2 separate regions of the Homo sapiens genome follow, and region 1 is linked to region 2. The links are chromatin contacts, found by Hi-C in ENCODE. All regions are on one chromosome and are shown on one strand. Each heading gives the region's core, a stretch centred on a gene start or an enhancer-like site at or near the end of the contact. The rest is flanking DNA. Distances are from core to core; before and after follow the strand shown. Region 1 overlaps MED13L (mediator complex subunit 13L). Region 2 overlaps LINC03088 (long intergenic non-protein coding RNA 3088).

Region 1 (4,673 bases), core at 1,601-4,100, 480 kb after region 2:
GCTCCTTTGACCCCATGAGTGGAGTTGTCAGAGAAGTCTCAGTGAAGAGGCACATCTAAACTTCTGTAGGGGGTCAGAGAAGAGACAGCAATTTATTCAGTTTGGGATTGATGAAAGTATTGCAAATGTAGGCGGCACTACTGCCTTTACAGAAGAGTTAGATTTCACCAGGAAAGAAGGAAGGAAAAGGTACTCTAAGCAGGAAACACAAGAAAGGCATGAAAAAAAATTTTTTTTAAAGTATGTGATATGTGTGTGGGATATGTTGAATACCCTTGGGTTGCTTGAAATAGAATTTTGTGTCAGCAGGGGAGAAAAAGGTAGGGTGAGGACAGCTTGTGATATAAGATGGATGGTACAGTTGAGACCTAAGCAGGAGGAAAAGATGAAATATTTTAAAAAGAATTTTTTTTTACATTGTAGTTCTCTGGTACTTAAAATATGTAATATATGCAGTAAAAATTATTGGGTTCTTGGTGTGTGGAAGGAAAGTAACAAATAACATCATGTTTTGGTTATCTGCCATACATAAGCACTATTGATGGTATTATTGTTAATGACTTTGTGCATTCATAGGTGTTTGCTAAATAAGTGTTCTCTGTAAAAATTTCTTTTCAATGGAAATTCTTGCTTTTATATGAACATGTTAAAATTCTTTTGGCTTTCTACAAAAGAAATGGATTGCTGGGTGATAAATGCCAATTTAAAATGTTACACTACTTTGATTAAAAAATCATAAAGAGTTGCTTTCTAATTTTCATGATTTTTAGCTAGCAGCTGGTGAGTAACTGCTTTTTTTTTTTCCTTTTTTTCTTTTTTTGAGACGGAGTTTCACTCTTATTGCCCAGGCTGGAGTGCAATGGCACAATCTCTGCTCACCACAACCTCCGAATCCTGGGTTCAATGATTCTCCTGCCTCAGCCTCCCGAGTAGCTGAAATTATAGGCATGCGCCACCATGTCCGGCTAATTTTGTATTTTTAGTAGAGATGGAGTTTCTCCATGTTGGTCAGGCTGGTCTTGAACTCCTGACCTCAGGTGATCCGCCCGCCTCGGCCTCCCAAAATGCTGGGATTACAGGGGTGAGCCACCACGCCTGGCCAAGTAACTGCTTTTGAAGCAGTTGGAGCTCCCATTTGTGTCCCAGAAGAACATCTTACTGATGAAAATAAAGTAGTGGTTGTGCTAAATGACTGAAGAATGGACAACGAGATAAAGCAGAGAACAGAGATAGAGTTCCTTATGGCAGTGGGCCAGAGTCCTACTGACATGTACAGATAACTAAAGAAAGCGTGTGCTGTGTATCTTGTGCTGTCAGATAGATGCTGACTGAACCGTGCTAGTTAGGGAGACCAGCCCTTCAGCCGAGTACACGGTTTCATCTTTGCAGTTAGGCTGCAGGACTGCTGCTGTATTTTCATCCACCGGAGCTTAATATAATTTTAAGGATTATGTGGGTGGAGGCTTAGACTAAAGTAAAGTGAGTGTGCTGTTTATCACCAGCAAAGAGTATGCTTTGTCTTGAGAGAGAGACACTGAACTGATGTTCTGTCTTATTGTTTGTGTTTTCAGACTTAATATGGTTACTGTTCAAACTACTATATATCTTTGAAAGATTCCCATTGATATGTATTCCCATCAAAAAGAATTACTAAGTATATAACTAGATATAAATGCCTTCAAATTTTGAAGACATGTCTGTCTAATGCTAAAATTAATGCACTTTTATTAATCTGATAGTGCCCCTAAAATACACAAAACTTTAACCAGCTGTATGTCTTAACTAGTTTAGATAAAACCATCAGATTCTTAAGCTATGTAGACACAGCTGGACCACCAAAAAGAGAGTTAAAATTTTATAATATAAATGCAGCCTAAATTATCAGCATTATTACTTTTCTATTTATTTTAAATTTGGAGAGAAAGGTTAAAAGATACTTCTGATTGAATAAATTGTGTTGATGGCAGTAGGTTTGCTTTTTGATTGTATATTTGGTTTTAGTTAACAAGAAATCCTGTTACTCAATTCTGTAATCTACTATTCTAGTACTCTTCTACCCCAATCACAAGTTTTATTGCCACCGTTTTGGAAAGAAAGCACTCTTATCTCATGTGTCATTTCTCTGGGTGTTAGAAACTGAATTTAAAGGACTATTAAGTTGCAGCCGAAGCCGAAGACTGGGCCAGTCAGACTTTTTTTTTTTTTGTTAATTGCACCTTACTTATTGGCCCTGTTTTCAATTTTGCTCTGTGGAAACACCCAGAGGACCTCTGTGGTGTTCTTGGGTAGCATGTATTCTGTACACAATTTGGCCCTCTAAAGTGAGGTCAACAGTAAAAAATATAATTTAAAAATTAAGCTAGATGAGTTCAACCAGTAATTTTTTTTCTTGCTACTTGAAAGTTAGATTATCCATTAGGTTATAATTTTCTTTGTTATGTTGTTGATCTGGATAATATATGATTCAGTGTAATTTTTTCTTTTCTCATTGCCTCTTTGCTTGTTCTGAAACTGCTGTTAAATATATCATTGAACCTTGTTTTCTGGCCTCCATAATATATCTTTAAAACTTCTTTGCCTCTGCAACTTTCTAGTTAAATTCTTCATTATTATTCTCTAGTTTATTAACTCCTTTTCAATTTTTACTGTTTACATTTTATCTCTTACTCAGTTTTTCATTTCCATTGCTTATTTTAAAATTATTTAAAACTTACTTTGAGTTAAAATATTCATTCTTTAGCTTTTAAATTCTTTTTCATTTCCACCTAGCCTTGTTTCACTTCTGCTTGTTGTGATTTTTTTTCCCTTTATAAAAGAAATTTTACTCTTTTATAAAGAGTAAAAGAGTGGCTCACGCCTGTAATCCCAGCACTTTGGGAGGCTGAGGTGGGTGGATCGCTTGAGGTCAGGAGTTCAAGACCAGCCTGGCCAACATGGCAAAATCCTGTCTCTACTGAAAATACAAAAATTAGCTGGTGTGGTAGCGCACACCTGTAATCTCAGCTACTTGGGAAGCTGAGGCAGGAGAATCGCTTTGAACCTGGGAGGCGGAGGTTGCAGTGAGCCGAGATTGTGCTACCCTAGCCTGGGTGACAGAGCCAGACTCTATCTCAAAAAAAGAAAAAAATTTTAAGCATACTATTTTCAGGCTTTTCTGTTTCTATTTTGTTTGAAGGGATTTTGTATTTCAGTTGCTGTGTTTTTATTCGTTTTCTTTATGTCATGGTACAGCTTTGACTGGGAAGTCCCCCCACTCCCCACAGTCCCTTCTAGTGGTTTTGCACGTATTCTTAACTGCTTCTCCCTGTTGCCCCCACCCCCACCAAGGTCTTAGATTGGCAGCAGAGGGCACTTGTCTCCCACTGATGGTAGATACACCTGCATCTTTGTTCCAGTTGGCCAGGCAGTGGGATAGTGTGGCTGAAGCCCTAGTATTCTCACTTTCCTAGGCACTCAGTTTCTGAGAAGACATACTTCCTGAAAGTCCACACAGCTTACTTACCCCCAGGCAGCTGTTAGTAGCAGTTTGTTTTCAGCCCAATTTCGGCCTCAGTCCCTTATCTTAGGTGGGCCACTTTTATTCCTGTTTCTATAGGATCTGAAACCTAGGCCTTCACTGGTTCCTTCTGAAACCAGAGCCTAGCAGCCCTATACCTTCTGCCCACTCTCTGTTACATATTTCTGTTTCATGGTGATGCTGGTCTTTTTTAGTTAGGTAGGTCTTTAAAATGTCTTCTCCAGGATTTTGCCTGTTGTTGCTTTGTATTTGAAACAGGGTGGGTTTTCAAAGCAATTTATGATGCCATCTTGATTGGAAGTTCCAGTAAATTAAAAAAATTATTTCTAGCTTATTATATTTCAGTCATATTTTATTTTTAACAAGCTTTTGATTTTTTAAACAATCTTGTGAATCTTTTCATATTCTCTAGAACATATAAATATTTCTCTTTATGCAGTTCAGCCAAAGTTTATTTAGCATTGTGGGCTTAATATTTTCGTGATGCTTTTGAATGTGGTTAAGGTGAATTTGATCAGATGGATTGAGGATTTGTAGATGAAGTAGTCCTGAATGATTTTTACTATGATTAGGAAATACCCTGTACTTAAAAAGAAGTAGGGGTGGCTGGGAGTGGTGGCTCATGCCTGTAATCCCAGCACTTTGGGAGGCGGAGGTGGGTGGCTCACCTGAGGTCGGGAGTTTGAGACCAGCCTGACCAACATGGAGAAACCCTGTCTCTACTAAAAATACAAAATTAGCTGGGCGTGGTGGTGCAAGTCTGTAATCCCAGCTACTCAGGAGGCTGAGGCAGGAGAATCGCTTAAACCCAGGAGGTGGAGGTTGCGACGAGCCGAGGTTGCACCATTGCACTCCAGGTTGGACAAAAAGAGCGAAACTCTGTCTCAAAAGAAAAAAAGAAGTAGGGGTGTGGGTATAGACAGGGTTATTTTTTTGTTTTTTGTTTTTTTAAATACCCTTCCGTCATCTTCTCTTCTTTTGTCATTTACATCTACATCTTTAAAAATTGGAGATAGGAAATATTCTGATTGAGTAAACTTATTTAGGTTCTGGTAAAGTTTTGTAAATTGCTGAAAGGCTGGAAAGTTAATTGGAGCTTTTTAATAGTGAAATTGAACTTTGTTAATGTCTTTTTGCTAACTACTTTGATCAGCTT
Region 2 (4,114 bases), core at 208-2,707:
GGGGGAGGCCAGAAAAGGTCTGAGGGACTTTTGCCCTGTAGGGGGGTGGGCGGGGGCTTTTTCTCATTAAAAAAAATTACATTTTGCAACTTTGTTGGTATAAATCCAGGTTGGATTCATCATAATATAGTCACTGTCTCCCTCTTCTGATTTTAAAAGAAATTAAGCCTTTTTTTCTGGGCCCCTAAAGGTATCATAGACCCTGGACACTATGCAGTTGTGCCTCTGGGAAAAGGTCGCCTCAAGGAAAAGACAACGGAATTAATATCTGAAGAATAAACAAGAGTTAATTCAGTGAATAAGGGGTGGGGTCGGTGGGGTGTGGGCACCATAAACAGCATATACAAAGGCCCTGTGGTGGAGGAAATGAGCAATTGACAAGCTTCAGATGTAGCTCAGGAAGCATGTGTGGATAAGGTGAGGACACAGAGAAAGCCGGGCCATATGCAGCCTTTCCCCAGAGCAGTGGGAAGTCACTGATACATCTCAAGGCAGGAAGTTGAATGACTTTGGAAGGCATCAATAGGAAAAGCTGGCCAGAAAACCAGAAGGCCCCCCAATTCTCCCTATTAAATCTAATCAACAGAATGAGAACCTATCTGGAACAGAACAGGCATTGATGTTACCCAGGTTAAGAAGAAGCTGAGATGTACGGGCCTGCTGGTCTGTGGTTACTGGAGAAGACAAGACAATATTTTCCCCCAAACTTTGTTATGCCTTCTTTCCTAGGTGGCGCCCTTGGGAAATAGATTCTGAGGCAGAGATTTGTGTGCAGGTTTATGGGTGTGTGTTCTTGGAAACAACATCCATAAGGACGTAAGGGCAATATTGGGCGGATACAAGGGAGATCTCAGGTTATCCCAGAGCTCCCTAGAACCAGTGAAGCAGGAGACGGGACTTAACTCCAGGGGTGGGGCTTGGACACTGGACCACATTGAGGACTAGCTAAAACAGGGATGGGGCAGTAGCACCTCTCCATAAGACACGCCCACCTGTGAGCGCTGACAGTTTACCATTGCCATGGCAACACTGGGAGTTACTGCTCCTTTCCGTGGCAAAGACCGAGGACCCAAATGCTACCACCCTTTCCTTGAAATTTCTGCATAAACTGCCCCTTAATCTACATGTAATTAAAAGTAGCTATAAATATTTTCGTTTGTTTTTTTGGAGGCTGCATTGAGCTGAGGTCACGCCATTGCACTCCAGCCTGGGCGACGAAGTGAGACTCTGTCTCAAAAAAAAAAAAAAAAAAAAGAAAGAAAGAAAAAAAAAGAAAATACAGGCATTTGTTGTGCTGTGCGTTGGGTATACAGCAAGCTTGAAACAGGCATGCAGGCACGGCTGTGGGCTCCTGGTCCTCACAGCCTGGCAGGAAAGGCAGGCCCTTGGACACTGAAGTGAGGGGAAGCAAAGTTACTGGAGATGAGAACAAGGGACCCAACTGTCATGTAAGACAGGATGTGGCATGTGTTACAGTAAAAGCAAAAGTTCACTAAAAAAGCTTCTGCACAGCAAAAGTGATAATCAACAGAGTGAACAGACAAGCTGCAGAATGGGAGAACATATTTGCAAACTGTGCATCTGACAAAGGACTGATATCCAGAATCTACAAAGAACTCGAACAACTCAACAACAACAAAGGGCAAATAACCCCATTAAAAGGTGGACAAAGGACATGAACAGACATCTTGTTAAAGGAGACACACAAATTACCAAGAAACATGTGAAAAATGCTCAACATCGCTAATCATCAGAGAAACGCAAACTGAAACCACAGTGAGATACTATCTCACTCTAGTCAGGATGACCATCATTAAACAGGCAAAAAAATCACAGATGTTGGCGAGGATGTGGAGAAAAGGGAACACTTCTACACTGCTGGTGGAAGGTAAATTAGTACAACCTCTATGGAAAACAGTAGGGAGATTTCTCAAAAGAACTAAAAATAGTCCTACTATTCGATCCAGCAACCCCAAAACTGGTGTATATACCCGAAGGAAAAGAAATCATTGTATCAAAAAGATACCTGCACCCATATCGCAGCACTATTCACAATAGCAAAGATAAAGAGGCTAAGTATCCAGAACACATGAATGGATAAATATCTCTCACACACACACACACACACACACACACACACACACACACGAAGACTACTCAGCCATGTAAAAGAATGAAATCATGTCCTTTGCAGCAACGTGAATGGAACTAGAGGCAGTTATCTTTAAGTGAAATAACAGACACAAAGTCAAATACTGCATGTTCTCACTTATAAGTGGGAGCTAAATAATATGAACACATGCACATAGAGAGTGGAATAATAGACATTGGAGACTCAGAAGGGTGGGGAGGGGGAGGGAGAGGGATGAAAAGTTACTTAATGGGTACAATGTACACTATTCGGGTGATGGCTACACTAAACCCCAGACTTCACCAGTATGCAATATATCCATATAACAAAACTGCACCTGTACTCCCGAAATCAATCAATCTATGTATTTTACCGATCATCTATCAGTCTATTTATCTTATCTTTCATCAATCTATCTTATCTATCAATCATCTATCTTATCTATCATCTATCAATCATCTATCCATCGTATCTATCTTCTATCAATCATCTTATCTATCATCTATCAATCTATCAAGTCTTATCAATCTATTATCTATCTATCTATCCACCCATCCAATCTCGCTCTCTTTCTCTTTCTCTCTCTCTCTCCCCCTCTCTAAAGCACAAGCTCGGCTGGGCGCAGTGGCTCATGCCTGTAATCCCAGCACTTTGGGAGGCGAGGCAGGCAGATCATTTGAGGTCAGGAGTTCAATGAGACCAGCCTGGCCAACATGGTGAAAACCCTGTCTCTACTAAAAATACAAAAAAAGTGAGCTGGGCATGGTTGGTGGCATGCATCAGTAATCCCGGCTACTCAGGAGGCTGAGGCAGGAGAATCGCTTGAACCCAGGAGGCAGAGGTTGCAGTGAGCCGAGATCATGCCACTGCACTCCAGCCTGGGTGATAGAGTGAGACCATGTCTTCCCTCACCAAAAAAAAAGCACAAGCTCAGGAAGTTGGGAACACACATGGGGAGACACGTGCTCTGGGATATGAGATTGGGGGTAGAAACCCCCAACGTGCATGCTCTGAGTTGAGCCTGGAGAGACGGCACTATTGAGAGATGAAGGGATGAGGAGGAGCACATGGGCAGAAGGAACCACAGCGGCAAAAGCAGCGACAAGCCACTGCACCCGGGAGGATGGCTATAACCAGGGAAACAAAAGAGGAAAATAACAAGTGTTGACGATGATGTGGAGAAACTGGAATCCTCATGTGTTGCTGGTGCAAATATAAATACAGAGCAGCCATTCTGGAAAAAATACAGTGCAGCCATTGTGCCATTTTGGGCAGTTCCTCAAAAAGTTAAACATAAAATTATCATGTGATATAGCGTATCCACCCCTAGATATATACCCCAAATAACTGAAAACAGGGGTATTTAAAGAGATACTTGAACACAAATGTTCATAGCAGCACTACTTACAGTAGCCAAAAGGTGAAAACAGCCTGAATGTCTATTGATGGAGGAATGGCTGAACAAATTGTGGGCTATTCATACAATGGAATATTATATGGCTATAAAAAGGAACCAAGTACTGACCCATACTACAACATGGATGAACTTTGAAAACATTATACTAAGTGAAGGAAGTCAGGCATAAAAGGTGACCTACTGTATGACAGCATTAGAGGAAATGTCTAGAATAGGCAAATTCATAGAGACAAAAAGTAGATTTGTGGTTGCCAGGGCCTGGGTGCCAGGGGAGAAACTGGAGAAACTGCCTAATAGGTTGAGAAATTTTACTCTGGAGTCATTGAAATGTTTTGGAACTATGTAGAAGTGGGGTTTGTACAACATTGTGAATATACTAAAACCCACTGAATTCTACCCTTTAATATGATTTTTTATTATGTGAATTTCACTTAAATATATATATATATATATATAATTTTTTTTTTTTGAGACAGCGTCTCACTCCATCACCTGGGTTGGAGTGCAGTGGTGCAATCTCAGCTCACTGTGACCTCTGCCTTCCGGGTTCAAGCAATTCTCCTGCC

Evidence for each region. Hi-C counts contacts between places; a loop is a spot of excess contacts on that map. Pooled maps may share reads with other maps.
Region 1: a loop to region 2 is called in a pooled map, with 4 times the contacts of the local background. The contact joins two enhancer-like sites. A Hi-C loop is called at or near these places in 3 of 37 single-sample maps with no recorded cell type and 4 of 50 pooled maps.

The regions. Positions count from the first base shown.
Region 1 is chr12:116,193,913-116,198,585 of GRCh38, reverse strand. The region is part of intron 2 of MED13L (mediator complex subunit 13L); the gene reads left to right. Among named protein-coding and RNA genes, the nearest start is that of MIR620, 48 kb to the right of the region's middle. RefSeq lists a silencer at 1,108-1,402 and an enhancer at 1,108-1,402. Within about 2 kb of position 2,850, at least 3 of the 41 ENCODE cell types and tissues checked have a DNase peak (open chromatin) inside an H3K27ac peak, as active enhancers do.
Region 2 is chr12:116,670,659-116,674,772 of GRCh38, reverse strand. All of the region lies in intron 1 of LINC03088 (long intergenic non-protein coding RNA 3088), which reads right to left. Among named protein-coding and RNA genes, the nearest start is that of LINC03088, 11 kb to the right of the region's middle. RefSeq lists an enhancer at 1,520-1,829. Within about 2 kb of position 1,457, at least 2 of the 41 ENCODE cell types and tissues checked have a DNase peak (open chromatin) inside an H3K27ac peak, as active enhancers do.